Linked DNA regions of Homo sapiens: region 1 is linked to region 2. Evidence: read pairs that join two places in POLR2A ChIA-PET (ENCODE). Cell type or tissue: GM12878. All regions are shown on one strand. Region 1 overlaps ALOX12B (arachidonate 12-lipoxygenase, 12R type). Region 2 holds the start of TRS-CGA1-1 (tRNA-Ser (anticodon CGA) 1-1).

Evidence for each region. Peaks named below come from ENCODE experiments on the same cell type or tissue, not always from the same donor. Only the 100,000 strongest peaks of a DNase experiment are listed, where the experiment ranks them.
Region 1: POLR2A ChIA-PET joins it to region 2 with 13 read pairs; 11 of 35 experiments call an interaction of 5 or more read pairs at or near these places.

The regions. Positions count from the first base shown.
Region 1 is chr17:8,080,037-8,082,536 of GRCh38, reverse strand. It overlaps ALOX12B (arachidonate 12-lipoxygenase, 12R type), which reads left to right. Exons shown (of 15, transcript NM_001139.3): 3 at 1,350-1,431; 4 at 1,561-1,653; 5 at 1,757-1,879; 6 at 2,199-2,302. It overlaps LOC107985075 (a long non-coding RNA gene), which reads right to left. Exons shown (of 2, transcript XR_001752778.2): 2 at 1-2,500. Among named protein-coding and RNA genes, the nearest start is that of ALOX12B, 6.4 kb to the left of the region's middle. In GM12878, a CTCF peak has its summit at 2,418 (motif pointing left); no DNase peak of the experiment used is centred here; H3K4me3 peaks cover 228 bases.
Region 2 is chr17:8,137,812-8,140,311 of GRCh38, reverse strand. TRS-CGA1-1 (tRNA-Ser (anticodon CGA) 1-1) reads left to right here and starts at 1,350; the gene lies at 1,350-1,431. It overlaps TRT-AGT5-1 (tRNA-Thr (anticodon AGT) 5-1), which reads left to right and starts at 787; the gene lies at 787-860. RefSeq lists an enhancer at 1-423 and silencers at 821-870, 1,231-1,400, 1,421-1,480. In GM12878, CTCF peaks have their summits at 1,201 and 1,579 (motif pointing left); DNase peaks (open chromatin) are centred at 811 and 1,451; H3K4me3 peaks cover 1,288 bases; H3K27ac peaks cover 1,685 bases.

The DNA.
Region 1 (2,500 bases), 58 kb after region 2:
AGCTAGTGGGAACAGGCTTAACTAGGAGCCTGCGCGTCTGTCCACCTTCCAGGTTTCAAAGGAGTGTCTTTCTCCTTGAACACAGTGTTTATAGATAAGACAGCAGGTTAACGCTCAGAGCATGGGAACATAATGGCGATAAGAACGCTTTCCTCCTCAGAGGCCTTTTGTGACTTTCCACAGCTTACTGTCACATATTTTTATGGCCAGTTTATACAGGCACCCCACAAGCCCTTTTCCCAATACCTGGGACCTAGTAAGTGCTAAACAACTGTCAGTTATTAATATTTCAGTGGTATATACCCAAAGGAAAAGAAATCAACATATCAAAAAGATGCCTTATTTATTGTGGCGCTATTCACACTAGCAAAGATATGGAATCACCCTAAGTGCCCTAATGGATGACTGGATAAAGAAAATGTGGTATATATACACAGTGGAATACTATTCAGTCATGAAAAAAATGAAATCATGTCATTTGCAGCAACATGGATGGAACTAGAAGTCATTATCTTAAGTGAAACAAGCCAGACCAGAAAGTCAAATACCGAATGTTCTCACCCATAAATGGGTGTTAAAAAATGTGTACACATGGGCCAGGTGTGGTGGCTCACACCTATAATCCCAGCACTTTGGGAGGCAGAGGCGTGCAGATGACCTGAGGTCAGGAGTTCGAGACCACCCTGGACAACATGGCGAAACCACGTGTCTACTAAAAATACAAAAAGTAGCCGGGCATGGTGGCAGGCACCTGTAATCCCACCTACTCCGGACACTGAGGCAGCAGAATCGCTTGAACCCAGGAGGCAGAGGTTGCAGTGAGCCGAGATCATGCCATTGCATTCCAGGCTGGGTGACAAGAACGAGACTCCATTAAAAAAAAAATGTGTACACATGGACATAGCAAAACAATAGACAATGGAGACTCTCAAGGGTGAGAGGATGGGAGGGGGTGGATGATGAGAAATTACTTAATGGGTACAATATACTTTATTTGGGTGATGGGTAACCTAAAGCCCTAACTTGGCCACTATGCATGTAACAACATTGCTCTTGTACTCCATGAATTTATAGAAATAAAAAATATTTCAGTGGGTCTAGAGGAGGGACTTTTTGCAGCAGCAGAGCTTAGCTTGACAGTAGAGCAAGAGGAAAGAGGGTGGGTCCGTGATTCTTTTATCTGATATTTCCGGACAGGACGCACCTTCACTCTCCCAAGGTGAGCCTTCCCACTCCTTGGTCATGGGCCCCCCCAGAGACGACCTGGGGCACAGAAGCTGAACTCCTGCTTCCTGAAGTGGGCAGGGGCAAGGGTCAGCCCTTGAGTCCTCTCCTTGGTCTCCCTACAGGAAAGACAACAGCAGATGACTCGCTCCCCGTCCTCCTGGAGCACAGAAAAGAGGAGATCAGAGCCAAGCAGGACTTCTACCAGTGAGGGGGCGGGTGGCAGAGTCTGGGCGCCCGGCAGGGGTCCAGGGAGGTGGGGGGCAGTGATGGCTCTGGCCCTTTGCCCTGGGGTGGTGCACGGGCATGAGGGTGACATCTCGGTTTCCCTTGCAGCTGGCGAGTCTTTCTTCCTGGCCTGCCCAGCTATGTGCACATTCCCAGTTACCGCCCTCCGGTGCGGAGGCATCGCAACCCCAACCGGCCTGAGTAAGGACCCGAAGCTGTGCTGGGCCCCGCCCATGGTTTTCCCCTGGGCGCCTGCCTCCTCCCCGCCCCCTGGATCCCAGTTGCCCTGCGCTTCTCCCCACAGGTGGAATGGCTATATTCCGGGATTCCCAATTCTCATCAACTTTAAGGCCACCAAGTTCCTGAACTTAAATCTCCGCTACTCCTTCCTCAAGACGGCCTCCTTCTTCGTCCGCCTGGGGCCCATGTGAGTCCGTGTGAGTGACGGGAGAACGAGGGCTCCTGCAAGAACTTTCCCTCTCCCCCAACCTTGGCGGCCTCCAAGACAGCCCCAGAGGTTGGAATGGCCAGGAAGGCAGAGGGAGCTGAAACGCAGACCCAGAAAACCTGAGACATGATCCCAGAGACCTAGAGATGCAAAGATCTTGAGACATGGGACCCAGAGACTTTGCGACGCACAGACCCTGAGACCCAGAGACCTAAGTGGATGGGGCGGCCCCGCCACCTGCCCCAGCCGGCGCTTGGCAGCCCCTCTGAAGGCCTCTTCCTGGAATCCCATCTCCTAGGGCACTGGCTTTCAAAGTCCGCGGCCTGTTGGACTGCAAACATTCGTGGAAGAGGCTGAAGGACATTAGGAAAATTTTCCCTGGCAAGAAATCTGTCGTCTCCGGTATGGAATGGGGCGTCCCGGATCGAGCAGGGGGAGCCAGGCGGTCTCCGGCGTGCTAGGCAGGCCCCCGACTTCGGGGCAGTGGGACGGGAGAGGCAGCGAGGCGCGCGCGCGCCCTCTGGCGGCTTCTTGGAAAATGTCGCACCGGGCTCCTCCGGCCGCTCAGCGCCAGGCTGGGGGCCTCGTTTTCCTCCCCGA
Region 2 (2,500 bases):
GAGCCCGCTACGTCCACGTCCAGCTCAGACTCTGCTGTCCCCTCTAGCATGGCCTCAGCTGGGTTTGCCCTGGGAAGGAGAGCTGAGAGGTGCGTGTGGCCAAGGGCTTGGGTAAGCTCCAGCCCGGGTCACGGGTGGCCAAGGCAGAGGAACCCTGCTTAACTCCGTGGTGCCCTGAGGTATTCGAGGGTGTTTGTCTTCCTTGGCTTCCTTTTTTTTATTTGAGACGGAATTTCGCTCTGTCACCCAGCTGGAGTGCAATGGTGCAATCTCGGCTCGCTGCAACGTCTGCCTCCCGGGTTCAAGCGATTCTCCTGCCTCAGCCTCCCGAGTAGCTGGGATTATAGGTGCCCACCACCGCGCCCGGCTAATTTTGTATTTTTAGTAGCGATGGGGTTTCACCATTTTTGGTCAGGCTGGTCGCGGACTCCTGACCTTAGGTGATCTGCCCGCCTTGGCCTCCCAAAGTGCTGGGATTACAGGCGTGAGCCACCGCGCCCGGCCTTCCTTGGCTTCTTGGTCACCACACAGAGAGGGCCCTTCAGCAGGTCAGTCTAGGTAGCTAAGGGACACATGGAGTCATGTGCTCACTCATGGTTGAGTTGGCCCCAAAGGTGTGGAAGAATGGAGAAGCAAAGCATTAACCCTTTGGCTCAGAACCTGAAAGGGAAGAGGCACCTTAGGAAGGGATGAGTCACTGAGGAACCACTGCAGGCAGTTTGCTGATTTTCACTTACTGTCACCCACTAAGAGTTGATTTATCTTGAGGAACACCTGTTTTACGCCGGCGCCGTGGCTTAGCTGGTTAAAGCGCCTGTCTAGTAAACAGGAGATCCTGGGTTCGAATCCCAGCGGTGCCTGAGTTAGCGGGGAGTGATATATTATTGCTGCAAGTACACTTCTCCACTTTCAAAGGGCCTTTCTAAGAAACATTTCTTCTAGACTCTCCCTAAGATTCTTCTTACATGCCAATCCGTCTTTGGACCTCCGTTTCCCTGCACTTTTAGTGTGTATTGGAAACTACAGATTCTCACTTCGGTTTCATGAAGTAGCCTGAAGTAGGCATCTCAGGGTCTGTCCTCAAGAGTATGGAAGACAGGGCTCGGATTTGGACCCGTTTTGTTTCCATCCTATGCTCAGGGAGGAGAGGGAGAATAGGAAGGCTGCCGCTCCAATGGGGCTGCTGACGTCTGCTGGAGGGAAGGCATGGTCTGCGCCACCGAGCAGAGGCGCACGAGCGCAGACGTCTCTAGGCGGCGCGGGTGGAGCCGGGCGGAGCCGGGCGGAGCCGGCTGGAGGCGGGCGTGTTGATAGGCAGCTATAGTTGCACAGGGCCGACAGCGCACGCGGCTGTGATGGCCGAGTGGTTAAGGCGTTGGACTCGAAATCCAATGGGGTCTCCCCGCGCAGGTTCGAATCCTGCTCACAGCGTCACTAGTTTTGGTATTTAGGTATCTCGGTCTCTGGAGAAGGAAAAAGCAGTTTGTTTTCTGGTTCTTTCCTTGGAGAATCTCCCGCGTTATTCTGAGAATCTCAGAGACTCGGCCGTCAGGGACCAGCCCGCGAGCGCCCTCTTGCGATTCTCATAGTCCTATCGACCTGCAAAAACTTTTTTACTGCGGATTTCAATTCCTAACGCCACCACACTCGGGTGGCTCCTTAGTGCTACTCAGCAATCGTTACTTTCCTCCAATTCATTCACTCTCATACTGCCCCATGAGACTGTTTCATTCCTACCCTCACCTCAAACTACGAATCCCTTCTCAGCTTTTACTTCCTGATTCACTGAGAAAATAAACCATTCCGGAGTTCCCCATCAACATTCACATCGCACCTACCTACCTACCTACCTAATTGAGTCGGTGACCACGTACTCTTCTTTTCCTTCATTATTGTAGAAGAATGCTTCCACCTAAAGCCAACCCCTACTTTTACTAGATTTCCCATCCCTCTGGCCATCTCAAAGACACTGCTTTTTCCTATACCATCAAAATTTCCCTCTCAGCCGGGCGTAGTGGCTCACGCCTGTAATCTCAACACTTTGGGAGGCTTGACGGGTGGATCACTTGAGGTCAGGAGTCCGAGACCAGTGAAACCCCAATCTCTACTAAAAATACAAAATTAGCCGGGCGTGGTGGCTGACGCACGCCTGTAATCCCAGCTACTCGGGAGGCTGAGGCAGCAGAAGCTCTTGAATCCGGGAGACGAAGGTCGCGCCATTGCACTCCAGCCTGGGCAACAATAGCAAAACTCCATCTCAAAAAAAAAAAAATCCCTCTCTACTTGATTTTTCTCTTCAGCCTACAGACACTAATTTCCCCCAATTTAGAAGCAAGACAACAAAAGCTATCTTGACCCCACACGCCTGTCCAGCTACCACTCAATTTCTCTACTCCCTTCTACAGCAAACAGAGCAAGTTATCCAATTCCATCTTCCCACTCTCCTTTGGACCCTTGCTAATCAGGTGTCCACCGCCCCCATCAAAGCTGCCCTTGTTAA